Linked DNA regions of Homo sapiens: region 2 is linked to region 1. Evidence: chromatin contacts called from ENCODE Hi-C or POLR2A ChIA-PET data. All regions are on one chromosome and are shown on one strand. The core of a region is the stretch at or near the end of the contact, and the rest is flanking DNA. Distances in the headings are between cores, read along the strand shown. Region 1 holds the start of BCDIN3D (BCDIN3 domain containing RNA methyltransferase). Region 2 holds the start of DDN (dendrin).

Region 1 (6,443 bases), core at 2,457-4,956:
ACCTGTAGGTAGAAGAGCGGCTGGGCGCGGTGGCTCACGCCTGTAATCCCAGCACTTTGGGAGGCGGAGGCGGGCAGATCATGAGGTCAGGAGATCGAGACCGTCCTGGCTAACACAGTGAAACCCCGTCTCTACTAAAAATACAAAAAATTAGCCGGGCGTGGTGGCGGGCGCCTGTAGTCCCAGCTACTCGGGAGGCTGAGGCAGGAGAATGGCGTGAACCCGGGAGGCGGAGCTGGCAGTAAGCCGAGATCGCGCCACTGCACTCTAGCCTGGGCGACAGAGCAAGACTGTCTCAGAAAAAAAAAAAAAAAAAAAAAAAAAAAGGGCTTAGATCAAACCAGGATATAAATGTGTCCAATAGCACCTGGCACCCGAAGTTATGTGGGCCTAAAAGTTTGAAAATATATGAAGTCAGAAGCTAGTCTGAAGAAAATTATTCCAGTCATAAGCAGAAGATTCTGTCTCTTATTAAACACCAGTCAAAACAAGTTTTGTCCTGTCGGCAATAACACAGTAACTCAATAGCACAGCATATATAATTATAAATGCACCATGCATTCTTTTATTTCTTGATGGGAATTGTACAATACACAATTTATCAGAATCCCTATGTTTAAATTCCTTTGCTGACTTGACACAAATTACTGCTATCAATGCAGATGATAAAAATTTTATAATGCATCATTCATAATAAGGTTTTCAACGACAAATTGGCTAATGAATACAGTCCATTTGAAGAGTAGATCTAAGATTATTTCTTGCACAAGAAAATTTGAAATGCTCTGAAATCTTCCAGCTAATAAATGAAAGAAATTTAATCAAAGTTCTCCCCCAATTTGATAACAAACCAAAAAATTTACATGACATTGCCAATAACAACTTGTGAACTTGAAAGAAACTTTTATAACTGCCACAAATAATAAAAGACAAATTTGATCCACCAGGCTAAGAAAAGACTGAATTACCTTCCTGGTCTCTCTCTAAAATGATATTATCAAGTGATTGTCATGTGAAGAAGCAATCAAAGAGTATGCAGCCAAAAATGTAAGAAAAAAAGTAATATTCAAGTGTGACTAGCATTTAATCAATCAAACTATTATAGAATTTTTTTTTTTTTTTTGAGACGGAGTCTTGCTGTCGCCCAGGCTAGAGTGCAGTGGCACGATCTCGGCTCACTGCAGGCTCCGCCCCCTGGGGTTCACGCCATTCTCTTGCCTCAGCCTCCCGAGTAGCTGGGACTACAGGCGACCGCCACCTCGCCCGGCTAATTTTTTGTATTTTTAGTAGAGAGGGGTTTCACCGTGTTAGCCAGGATGGTCTCGATCTCCTGACCTCGTGATCCGCCCGCCTCGGCCTCCCAAAGTGCTGGGATTACAGGTGTGAGCCACCACACCAAGCCTATAGAAAATTTGTTGTGATGCTTTTAGTAGTCAGCTTTTCAAAATTTGTAATTTGTTGTGATTTCTCATTATAAATAAATATTCACTTTTATACCTGTCTTTATATTTGTAAGTTGGTGGGAGTTTTTTCCTTAAAGAGGGCGCCCCTTCTTCCCCTTTCCCTTGAAATTATATATGCATCTCACTCCATAAAACCTGGCTGACCAAAGTGCAGAGCGAGCTCTTAGGTGCTGCTACAGCTATTTAAGGTGCTGGGGCTGGTATTGTCAAGTATTGTCAAGACACCTGTGCTGTTCAGGCTCTGAAAAGTGGTCATAGGTTAGAAAAGTTACCAGAGTGGATCAAATTAAAACACCTCTTTATGAGGTCACCTGTCAGGCATTTTAGATTACCAGTAATGTTACGAGGGCCTATCTTTGCTTCTGGAGGAACCCCAGGGTCAGGAGTTCTTGCCATTCACTGTCCTGGAAGCAAGGTGATTCCAGCTCCTTGAAAATTGTTAATTATTTGTGCTAGCTTCATCTAGTGACAAAAAGAGGTAAGTTCAGCTCAGCTCACCAAAATTTGTCAAAACGGTGCAGCTTTTTCTCCTTTTCTGTAATTGTGCAGAATACTGTGGTTTACTAAATTCCAGAGTGACTTTTATTAACTTGTGTCCTCAAATAAGTGAAACTAGAGAAACAGCAGGCCAGATAGAGATGAAAATATAAAGGCTGGGCGTGGTGGCTCTCGCCTGTAATCCCAACACTTTGGGAGGCCGAGGTGGGCAGATCACGAGGTCAGGAGTTCGAGACCAGCCTGGCCAACATAGTGAAACCCCGTCTCTACTAAAAAATACAAAAACTTAGCCAGGAATGGTGGCGGGTGCCTGTAATTCCAGCTACTTGGGAGGCTGAGGCAGGAGAATCACTTGAACCTGGGAGGCAAAGGTTGCAGTGAGCCGAGATCATGTCATTGCACTCCAGCCCAGGCAATAGTGTGAGACTCTATCTCAAAAAAAGGAGAAAAGAAAAAGAAAATATAAAGTAAAAACTGAGAGGAAAACAGCGCTTATTTTAACTCCTGATGGTACTGTTTGCAGGAGTCATGCTCCAGTGCCTTATAAGAAGTTTACCGAACTGCCAGCCTCATGGAGCAGGATACCCCTTTAAGATGGGTGGGCCAGGTGCAGGGGTGGGGTTGGGGGTCCTGCACAACTCTGCTGATGCTTGGTTGACCCTGACGGATATTCTGGGCCATCCTGGCTTTTGACTGGAACCTGCTACCTAGGTTGACCCTTCAGTTCCTCTCCTTATCAGCTCTGTTATTTCCAATCTCTGAGTCACATCTTGCCCAACTCCATTCCACTATGTCTGCTTCAGTTGGCATCCTTTCTCCCTTCCATTTAAAGTTTCCCCAAACAGATCTGGCCTTATTGTATTCTCTATTGAGTTTTCATTCAACAACATTTGTTGAGCATCTTTGTGCCAGGCCCATGTTAAGTATAGGAGACTCAAGGCTGAGAATAACACACCGTTGCAAGCACATCCTCTGGATCCAAACTCCCTGGGTTCGAATCCTAGTACCATCATTTCTAACTGTGGGATCTTGGACAAGTTACTTTGTTTTACTCCAGTGTCCTCATCTATATAAAAAGAATAATAATACGGTCATTTTCTCACGGGGTGAGAGGATTGACTAAGGAGCTTACAAGGGTGTCTGGTGCCTGGTAAGCACTCTTTAAGTGCTGGCTCTTAAGGCACGGTCCTTGCCTCTCAAGGAGCTCATGGTCTACAGTTGCCCCTGGGGGACAGGGCTGAGTCGGCTGGCTTCGCAAGTGACCTGCACCTCCTGGCTACCCTTTCCTGAACCGGGTGGAAGTTTTTGAGTCACAGATTCAATGTATGACCCCAGACAAGTAAGTTCTCTCGGTCTCACTTTTTGCATTTATAAAGAAAGGAAATTGGACTAAAATTGATTTCCAAGATCCCAACAAACTAGTATACTTGTTCTGGGTCAAGTAGCCCAAGTTTCAAACTATGTCAGCTTGGCCAAGACACTTAGCCCTCAGAGTTTGTTTCATCCCTGTAAAACGTGGATGATATTGCTAATCCCCTCCCAGTGTTGTGATGAGGGTTCAATAATACAAGGCAAGCCCCAGGCGCTCGCCGGCTCCAGGTATACAGCGAGAGGAAATCAGGACAGCTTTTCTGATTCACCGCAGAATTCTAGCCACCCGCCCTAGCCGTTCGACGCACGCGCGCTGGCACCGCCACCGCCCACGCCGACAGCAGGTTCCCGGCTTCCGGTTCCGCCACGGCCCAGAGGCTGTGTTGAGGCTAATGGCGGTGCCCACGGAACTGGATGGAGGGAGTGTTAAGGAGACCGCAGCGGAAGAGGAATCGCGAGTTCTGGCACCTGGCGCCGCCCCGTTCGGAAATTTTCCTCATTATTCTCGCTTCCACCCTCCGGAGCAACGGCTCCGCCTCCTGCCCCCGGAGCTGCTTCGACAGCTCTTTCCTGAGAGTCCCGAGAACGGGCCGATTCTGGGGCTCGACGTGGGGTGTAACTCCGGGGTGAGTGACAGGGGAGGGATTGGAGCATCCGGAGCCAAGTGGTTGGCTGCCTACACATCCACTGTGGTTCTGGCCTGGGCTAACACCCATCGAAACTTTCCCAAAACGAGTATAAAGCGTGGCTTTGACTGAGCCAGTGCCGCTGCTGCCTGCCCGCCAGGGTTCCACCATCTGTCTTAGGAATCTCTCTTGGAGAGGAGTCCTTGTCGACTACGTTCCCACTTTTCTTTCAGGGCCAGACCCCAGGTGGGAACGGTCCTTGTATCTAGGGTGGCCTCTGTCCAGCGTGCCTGGCGCTTTGGCTGGGGAGAGGGGGCTTCCAGAGACACACGTTTGGGAACATGGGGTTAGGTTTGGTTTACTGGGAGAGAAGAGCCAAGGGTGACAGAATCATGCCTGATATTGAGACTCATGTGTGCTATACAGTGCAGGACAGACCCTGGGACCTGCATGTTTATTTCAAAAAAAGTGAGTAGGCCGGGCGCGCTGGCTCACGCCTGTAATCCCAGCACTTTCGGAGGCCGAGGCGGGTGGATCACAAGGTCACGAGATCGAGACCATCCTGGCTAACACGGTGAAACCCCGTCTCTACTAAAAATACAAAAAATTAGCCGGTCGTGGTGGCGGGCGCCTGTAGTCCAGCTACTCCGGAGGCTGAGGCAGGAGAATGGCGTGAACCCGGGAGGCGGAGCTTGCAGTGAGCCGAGCTAGTGCCACTGCACTCCAGCCTGGGCGACAGAGCGAGACTCCGTCTCAAAAACAAAACAAAACAGTGAGTTGACAGAGTACAGTGGAGAGGATCGAGAAGCAAATAAAGCATTTTGCCCAAGGGAATGGAGAAGGGCGGCACTGCCACTCTTCTTGCTGCAAACTATTCTTAGGCATATGATTATAATCAAACCACATGCAAAATAAGGAAATGTCTCTCCCACACCTATTTGTAGCCACTGGGATATTCTACACTAGCAGGCAGTCTGAACTTACCACGGCAAATGCTTCAAAAGTTAGTACCCTCTCTGCGCTCCCTCCATCACTCCAGTCCAGCATCTGGAGGGCGGGGGACAATTCTGTTACGTTGCTGTCCTTTTACAGAAGAGACTTTGGGGGACGACTTCAGACCTTGTGGGACTCAGATGATAGTAGGAAGGGGACATTTGGATACAGTCTCAAAGACTGGAATGAGGAGATGGGTTGATGTCCTGTGTCCCCTGCAAAATTTCTCCGCTGTGATGATACGGGAAGTCAGAGGGTAAAAACAATGGAAAAGAGAGACTGAGGTTAAGGCTTGGGATTTCACGAAAGGCATTAGGAAACCACCAGAGATTTTAAAGTTGAGAGTAGTATACACATGAGAGGTAAAGACATAGTTGGCAGCTAACTAGGGTAGTGGTTCCCAAACCTGGCTGTACGTTTATGGAGCTTTCTGTTTTGCAGTTTTTAAAAAATGCTTTTTCTTGTGGATCTTTGTAGTCAGGAAAGGGAAAAAAAATGCTTGCGCTTGATAAAACAAAAAAATTCAAACTACAAAGGGGTATATACTAAAAAGTAAGTCTCTACTCCCAACCCTAAATCCTCCTTTTCCCCCACACAGTGGCACTACTGTTTATAATTTCTTAGGTATCAGTCTTGTGTGTATACCAGCATTTACGTACATATAAGTACCCCCCTTTTAGTTTTACAAATGGTAACACACTATTAGTAGCTTTTAATTCTGAGATTATTTATATCACCACATTCTTTTTTTAGCAGCTTCCTAATGTTTCATTGGATAGATGTACCATAATTTATGGGTGCTTTTTTTTTTCAATTTTAAAAACTCCTTTCCCAGCCTGGGCAACATGGCAAAACCCCATCTCTAAAAAAAATTAGCCAGGTGTGGTGGTGGGCATCTGTAGTCCCAGCTACTTAGAGAGCTGAGGGAGGAGGATCGCTTGAACCCAGGAGGTCGAGGCTGCAGTGAGCCTTGATTGTGCCACATACCCCAGCCTGGGTGACGAAGTGAGACCCTGTCTCAAATAAAACAACAACAAAAAACCCAAAAAACTGCTGGGTGCAGTGGCTGACGCTGTAATCCCAGCATTTTCAGAGACTGACGCTGGTGGATTGCTTGAGCTCGGGAGTTTGAGATCAGCCTGGGCAACATGGCAAAATCTCATCCCTACCAAAAATACAAAAATTAGCTGGGCATGGTGGTGTGCACCTGTGGTTCCAGCTACTCATAAGGCTGAAGTAGGAGGATCTCTGGAGCCTGGGAAGTCAAGGTTGCAGTGATCACACCACTGTACTCCAGCCTGGGAAACAGAGTAAGATCCTGTCTCAAAAATAAATAAATAAATAAATAATAAACATTTTCAGCACCCCACAACTTCCCCTATATGCCTTTTCCTGTTCATAAACCTCTATCTCTACCCAGAGGTAACAACTAGCCTTCTGTTGTTTCCTTGCTTTTCTTTATAGTGTACTGTTTTTCTTCCCTGAATGATGT
Region 2 (6,443 bases), core at 1,893-4,392, 840 kb after region 1:
AAATTCTTCATAAAGATATTTTTATTCACCTGTTCCGTGCTATATGGAGGAGGCCAAGTCCATTTAGTGACATTTCTTCCCATAATGTGAGTGGGGAGGATTGTGGGGAGGAGGGGCTTTGGGTTCCTGTGTTTGTGCATATGAAGGGAGATGGGGGTTAGGTGGAGGAGGAGAGCAGCGTGGTTAGCTAAGGTTATTGCTTTTTGTGGCAAATCTAATTAAATGACAGGAATCTCTTCACGATATTGCAGTGTTTGATTTTTACAGTTGATGGGTACTACCTTCCTACTTTATATGGCTTCTTCAACTGGTCATTAACAATAATAATAACGTGTGTACGCACACACACACGTACACACACACGAGTAGACAGACTTGAGGGTCTCCTTTGGGCAGAGAATCCTGCCACCATTATCAGCTTTTCTTAGTTGGGGAAGGTTGGACTGTTTGGCTTTTGCTGAGTTGGCACTATCTTTTTTTTTTTTTTTTTTTTTTTTTTTGAGATGGAATCTCACTCTGTTGCCCAGGTTGGAGTGCAATGGCGCAATCTCAGCTCACTGCAACCTCCGTCTCCCGGGTTCAAGTGATTCTCCTGCCTCAGCCTCCTGAGTAGCTGGGACTACAGGCGCGCGCCACCACGCCCAGCTAATTTTTGTATTTTTTAGTAAAGACGGAGTTTCACCCATATTGGCCAGGCTGGTCTCGAACTCCTGACCTTGTGATCTACCTGCCTCAGCCTCCCAAAGTGCTGGGATTACAGGCATGAGCCACCGCACCCGGCCAGCACTATCTTTAAACCTACAAATCCCTTGCCTCTTCCAAGGTGAGAATGAGCTGGATGGTGGGAGAACAGCAGGGCAGTGGTCACTCCATCAGATCCATTCCCTGTATTGAAAGCATGTAGACCCAAACAGCAGTCAGCACCCAACATCAGAAGAACTGCTAGACTGGAGTATGAGCTAAATTTGGGTGCCAGCTCACCCCAGCCTTGCAGGTATGATACAGTTTCCCATCCAAGCCAGGAGCAATTTCGGAGTCATTCCTTGCCCCTGCCCCACAGTGCCTAACCCCTCTGATAACCCTCCAGCCAGGGCATACTGGGTTCTCCTGATGGAACACAGGGAAAAGCATCAAGGCCCTCATCAGATTCGACCTGAGGAAGCTTATTTTAAAAAAAGAAGGTGGCCCTCATCAGAGCTCAGCTTTCAGTGTTGCATCATGGCTGTGGAGGAGCCCCTGCTTCTGCCTTCACCCCTTTACAGCTCTCACAGCACATTCTCAACCTTGGGGGAGGAAGGCTTCCAAGTTATTAGAATTAGAGTATGTTTATGTGTCAGGAGGGTAAGCACATGGTGGAAAGGACAGATGGCCCCTTATGTCACATTCCCTCATTAAGGAAGATTTGCCTAGGGAGGAGGCAAGGGCTTTAAAAAGCCTCAGGACTCTAGTGGGACCTAGGGTGGAAGGAAGCATCTTCGAGTCAAGTCATCAGTGCAGCTGGCAGGTGTGTGGAATCAAGGGGGGTAGGGTGGATGGGACGGGATGTTTGCGTTCTCTCTAAAGGTTTGTGTTAGGGAGCAGAGACCTGGTTTTGTTGAGTTGTTTCTCAGTCTGTCAGTCTCTGCCCCACAACCTTTCTGGTTGTTCCCCATCCCCTTAAAAGGAAGGGTCTGGACCCAAAGGGCTCCATGTACATTAGTGGAAAACTAATTGGGAACTCTTGCTTCTCCCATTTCCCTCTAAAACCCAACCTATCCGTCTCAGTGTGAGGATGAAGCTGAGGGAGAGACAAGGGATGAAATTTGGGAGACTCACAAGCTTCTATTCTTACCTATTCCTCTCCAGAGAGGCAAATTATCCCTTCTTCCCGAGGAACCATGCCCCACACACTCTCCCCTCTCTCTGCACTGCTCCCCTCCACTGAAGCTGCTGCCATGGTTGCCAGGCATGGTTGCTAAGTCTCTGCATGGAAGGGTTGGCGTGGGCTGTGCTGCCACTAACATTACCATGGTGAATCAGGGGACACCTGGTATAAGCTTAGGAGGAGGGATCATGTGGATATAAGCAACAGCCCCCCAGGACAGAGGCAGCCCAAAAGGTGAGCATCTGGAGCACCACTTAAGGTGGGGACTGAGTGAACTAGGCATTGTGGTGGTGGTGAGGGGGAGTTCTACATTGAAAAAAATAAAGGCCACTTTTATCATTTCAGTTGCTAGGGGATTAGTTTTGCCAAGCAAACACATCATTTCTCCTCCATCCCCCTCTGGAAGGGTGAGAGTGCATAAGCACTTACTCTGTCCTCCATAAAGCTGGGCAGGCTGTGTGGGCACAGAACAATATAACCCCCAAATCCTGGCTTCTGGATTGGAGGTGAAAGCCTGCTGCTGTGGGAGGGCTCCCTGGCTGCCCAAGGACAAACATGTAGAATGGAACTGGTAGGGCAGCTTGGGTGGCCAAGGCAGACGCCTGTGTCCTGCTGTACCAGCAGTCCTAGGCTGCAGCACTGAGCTGACAAGGAGATACGGGTGTAGGGGTCACCCTTTTTGAGCTTAGGGAAGGCAGCTCTCCCTCAGAGTCGCACAAAAGCTTGGTAAAAGCCACCGCCTCCTCTCTCCACCGCATGGGAGCTGGTTACTCATCTCATCTCTGCACCCGAACAGCCACTGCCGCTAAAAATAGCCCCCCAGCCGTGGGCCAGCCCCTCCTGCACCCCAGCCCCATGGAAACCAGCAGAGTGGCAGGCAGAGACCTTGAGTTCCAATCTCATCACTCTATGTTGGGGAAACTGAAATCTGAGGCAGGAAGCCAGGGGCAGAACCCTGGTGGTCAGGCAACCTGACAAGCAGGAGAGTAAAGGGTTAAAACGGCAGGAAGGTTGAAGAAATAGGGGCGGGGGAGGGGGCACTGTCAGCTTGGCAAGAATCATAAGTCCCTCCCCCGCCCACTCGTGCGATCCCATCAGGCTTGGGGGACAACAGCAGTGGGAAGGGGCGTCCAATCCCGGGCCCCAGGGGGCGGCCGTGCACATGGGGGAGGTAGCAGCGCGGAGCAGTCCGCGCGGTGTCACATGCGCGCGCACACACAGAGACAGGCACACACACGTGTGCCCGGGTATATATAGTTCCCAGTCCCCGGGCCCGCGGCTCTGCAGTGGGCGCCGGCTCCCTGGGCTGGGAGGGGGCTCCTGGGGCGGGTGGGAGGGTGGGGGGCCGGGGTGGGGTGGGGCAGGATGCTGGATGGCCCACTGTTCTCCGAGGGGCCTGACAGCCCCCGGGAGCTCCAGGATGAGGAGTCTGGCAGCTGCCTCTGGGTGCAGAAGTCCAAGCTATTGGTGATAGAAGTGAAGACTATTTCCTGTCATTATAGTCGCCGCGCCCCTTCTCGACAGCCCATGGACTTCCAGGCCAGCCACTGGGCTCGCGGGTTCCAGAACCGCACGTGAGTGAAGCAGGGGTGAGGGGAAGAGAGTGGTGGGGCGGGGAGTGGGGTCCGGACCTCCCCGCAGGCACCAGCGAGCACTGCTGGTCCCCCTTCTCTTTCCCACGCCTTCCACCTCTGCCCGCTCCCGAGGGCTGGGGCCTGACTCATCCCGTTGTTTGGGGGAACAGAAGTGGGTGTGAGAAAGGGCAGGAGGTGAGATGGGGCAGACGCTGTTAAAGTGTGCATGGAGAGATGGCGAGGAGTCCCGCTTCGACTTCAGTCCTAACATATACGCACGTGCACACGCGCACACACTCACACACACCCCTTCACATGGCTGCCCCAAGTGGTCTCCAGTGCTCCCAGCTCCCCGGACCTCGGCTCCCTTCCCCCACAAACTGCTCACCTGGGTTCCTGCTCATTGTCCCAGGTGTGGGCCGCGCCCGGGATCCCCACAGCCGCCGCCCCGCCGGCCCTGGGCCTCCAGGGTGCTGCAGGAGGCGACCAACTGGCGGGCGGGGCCCCTGGCCGAGGTCCGAGCTCGGGAGCAAGAGAAAAGGAAAGCGGCGTCGCAGGAGCGGGAGGCCAAGGAGACCGAGCGAAAAAGGCGCAAGGCTGGTGGGGCCCGACGGAGCCCCCCGGGTCGACCCCGCCCGGAGCCCCGCAACGCCCCTCGGGTGGCCCAGCTGGCAGGGCTCCCTGCTCCCTTGCGGCCGGAGCGCCTGGCGCCTGTGGGGCGAGCGCCCCGTCCATCCGCGCAGCCGCAGAGCGACCCAGGGTCGGCGTGGGCGGGGCCCTGGGGAGGTCGGCGGCCCGGGCCCCCAAGCTACGAGGCTCACCTGCTGCTGAGAGGTTCTGCCGGGACCGCCCCACGACGCCGCTGGGACCGGCCGCCACCCTACGTGGCTCCACCTTCTTACGAAGGCCCCCATAGGACCTTGGGGACTAAGAGAGGCCCCGGGAACTCTCAGGTGCCCACTTCATCAGCCCCAGCTGCGACTCCAGCCAGGACAGACGGAGGGCGCACAAAGAAGAGGCTGGATCCTCGGATCTACCGGGACGTCCTCGGGGCTTGGGGTCTCCGACAGGGGCAAGGTCTCTTGGGGGGATCCCCAGGCTGTGGAGCGGCCAGAGCAAGGCCAGAGCCCGGCAAGGGGGTCGTGGAGAAAAGCCTGGGGCTGGCTGCTGCTGACCTGAACAGTGGTAGCGACAGCCATCCCCAAGCCAAAGCTACAGGGAGCGCAGGCACCGAGATAGCTCCTGCGGGGTCTGCAACTGCGGCTCCCTGTGCCCCGCATCCCGCTCCCAGATCCAGGCACCACCTCAAGGGCTCGAGGGAAGGGAAAGAAGGAGAACAGATCTGGTTTCCCAAATGCTGGATTCCCTCCCCTAAAAAGCAGCCGCCCCGCCATAGCCAGACACTCCCCAGACCCTGGGCTCCCGGAGGCACCGGATGGAGAGAATCTCTGGGTCTTGGAGAGGGGGCAGGACCGGAGACCCTGGAGGGTTGGAAGGCGACCCGCCGTGCCCACACCTTGCCCCGCAGTTCCCAGGGCCTGTCCCGTGGGGAAGGCGTCTTTGTCATTGACGCCACGTGCGTAGTGATACGATCCCAATATGTTCCAACCCCCCGAACCCAGCAGGTGCAGCTTTTGCCCTCTGGGGTGACACGCGTGGTGGGGGATTCCCCCAGCCAATCGAAGCCCGGCAAGGAGGAGGGTGAAGGGGCCACGGTCTTTCCTTCCCCTTGTCAAAAGCGGCTGTCGAGCAGTCGCCTTTTACACCAGCCCGGCGGGGGCCGCGGGGGCGAAGCTGAGGGCGGGAGGCCGGGGGACTCCACACTGGAGGAGCGCACTTTCCGCATCTTGGGGCTCCCGGCCCCCGAAGTAAACCTGCGGGACGCCCCCACGCAGCCAGGTAGCCCAGAGCACCAAGCCTTAGGCCCAGCAGCTTCGGGAGCCCAGGGCAGAGCCGAGGGGTCGGAAGTGGCGGTGGTCCAGCGGCGCGCCGGCCGGGGCTGGGCGCGGACCCCAGGGCCCTACGCCGGGGCCCTGCGAGAAGCCGTGTCCCGTATCCGCCGCCACACAGCCCCTGACTCGGACACGGACGAAGCTGAGGAGCTCAGCGTCCATAGCGGCTCCTCTGATGGAAGCGACACAGAAGCCCCGGGCGCCTCCTGGCGGAATGAGAGGACCCTGCCCGAGGTTGGAAACAGTTCGCCAGAGGAAGATGGGAAGACAGCGGAACTGAGCGACAGTGTCGGGGAGATCCTAGATGTCATAAGCCAAACCGAGGAGGTCCTCTTCGGGGTGAGGGACATCAGAGGGACCCAACAGGGAAATAGGAAGAGGCAGTGAGAGGCCCCTTCTTGTATTTGTGTCCCCAACGCATCCATCCTTGGGTCCACTGGTCCCCATTCTTCCCCACAGACTTCCTTTGCTTCTCTTTTCCTTGTATCTTTACCCATACCTGTTCTCATCCTTGAAATATAAATGAAAGGAAGGGAAGCATATGCCCATTAATGATTTTGTTTCAGGAGAGGTGAGAATGAGCAGATTTAATTAATGTCTGTTATGTTCAGGGCACAAGGGTGAGCTCTTCGCAGGGGCTGATGCACTGGGTGTGGAGCTGAGCAGAGAGGCCTAACCAGGATCAGGCAGGAGGGCAGGGATGGTGGCAGCCATAGGAGGGCAGGGTAGGGTAGGGCCTCTGAGGAGGAGGGAAAAAGTGAAGGAGAGGCTTTGGACCTGGTGACAGAGTGATCAGATGACAGAGGGGTTCTTGGGAGAAGAGGCATAGGTCCAGCAACAACCAACAAAGCAGAAGGAGGGCTCACCTTGGTGTCACAAGTCTTGGATTTCAATCCCAACTCTGCCACTGAGTTGCTGGTTGACTGAGGCCAGTCACTTTCCCTCTCCAGGCCTCCAGGCCTCCTGGTATATAAAATGATGGTATTCTAAGGTCCATCCTTCCGTCTCTGACATTTTGAGATCTTTGGAAAGGACTCTATCTCATCCTCCCCT

What was found. A loop is a pair of places that touch in the nucleus more often than their neighbours do. ChIA-PET counts read pairs that join two places held with the same protein, here RNA polymerase II (POLR2A). Pooled maps may share reads with other maps.
Region 2: a map with no recorded cell type shows a loop between it and region 1 (4-fold over the local background). The contact joins the promoter of DDN here to the promoter of BCDIN3D in region 1. A Hi-C loop is called at or near these places in 1 of 37 single-sample maps with no recorded cell type and 1 of 50 pooled maps. POLR2A ChIA-PET finds 5 or more read pairs at or near these places in 1 of 52 experiments (activated CD4-positive, alpha-beta T cell).

The regions. Positions count from the first base shown.
Region 1 is chr12:49,840,369-49,846,811 of GRCh38, reverse strand. It overlaps BCDIN3D (BCDIN3 domain containing RNA methyltransferase), which reads left to right and starts at 3,706. Exons shown (of 2, transcript NM_181708.3): 1 at 3,706-3,958. The coding sequence starts at 3,725. It overlaps BCDIN3D-AS1 (BCDIN3D antisense RNA 1), which reads right to left. Exons shown (of 3, transcript NR_027501.1): 3 at 5,658-6,443. RefSeq lists enhancers at 3,364-3,423, 3,994-4,363.
Region 2 is chr12:48,996,074-49,002,516 of GRCh38, reverse strand. DDN (dendrin) reads left to right here and starts at 3,142. Exons shown (of 2, transcript NM_015086.2): 1 at 3,142-3,438; 2 at 3,851-6,443. The coding sequence starts at 3,230. The coding sequence ends at 5,777. It overlaps DDN-AS1 (DDN and PRKAG1 antisense RNA 1), which reads right to left and starts at 4,170. Exons shown (of 2, transcript NR_147179.1): 1 at 3,827-4,170. It overlaps PRKAG1 (protein kinase AMP-activated non-catalytic subunit gamma 1), which reads left to right. Exons shown (of 12, transcript NM_002733.5): 12 at 1-243. RefSeq lists enhancers at 2,477-2,771, 4,441-4,510 and silencers at 2,917-3,211, 3,861-4,320, 4,871-4,960, 5,161-5,550.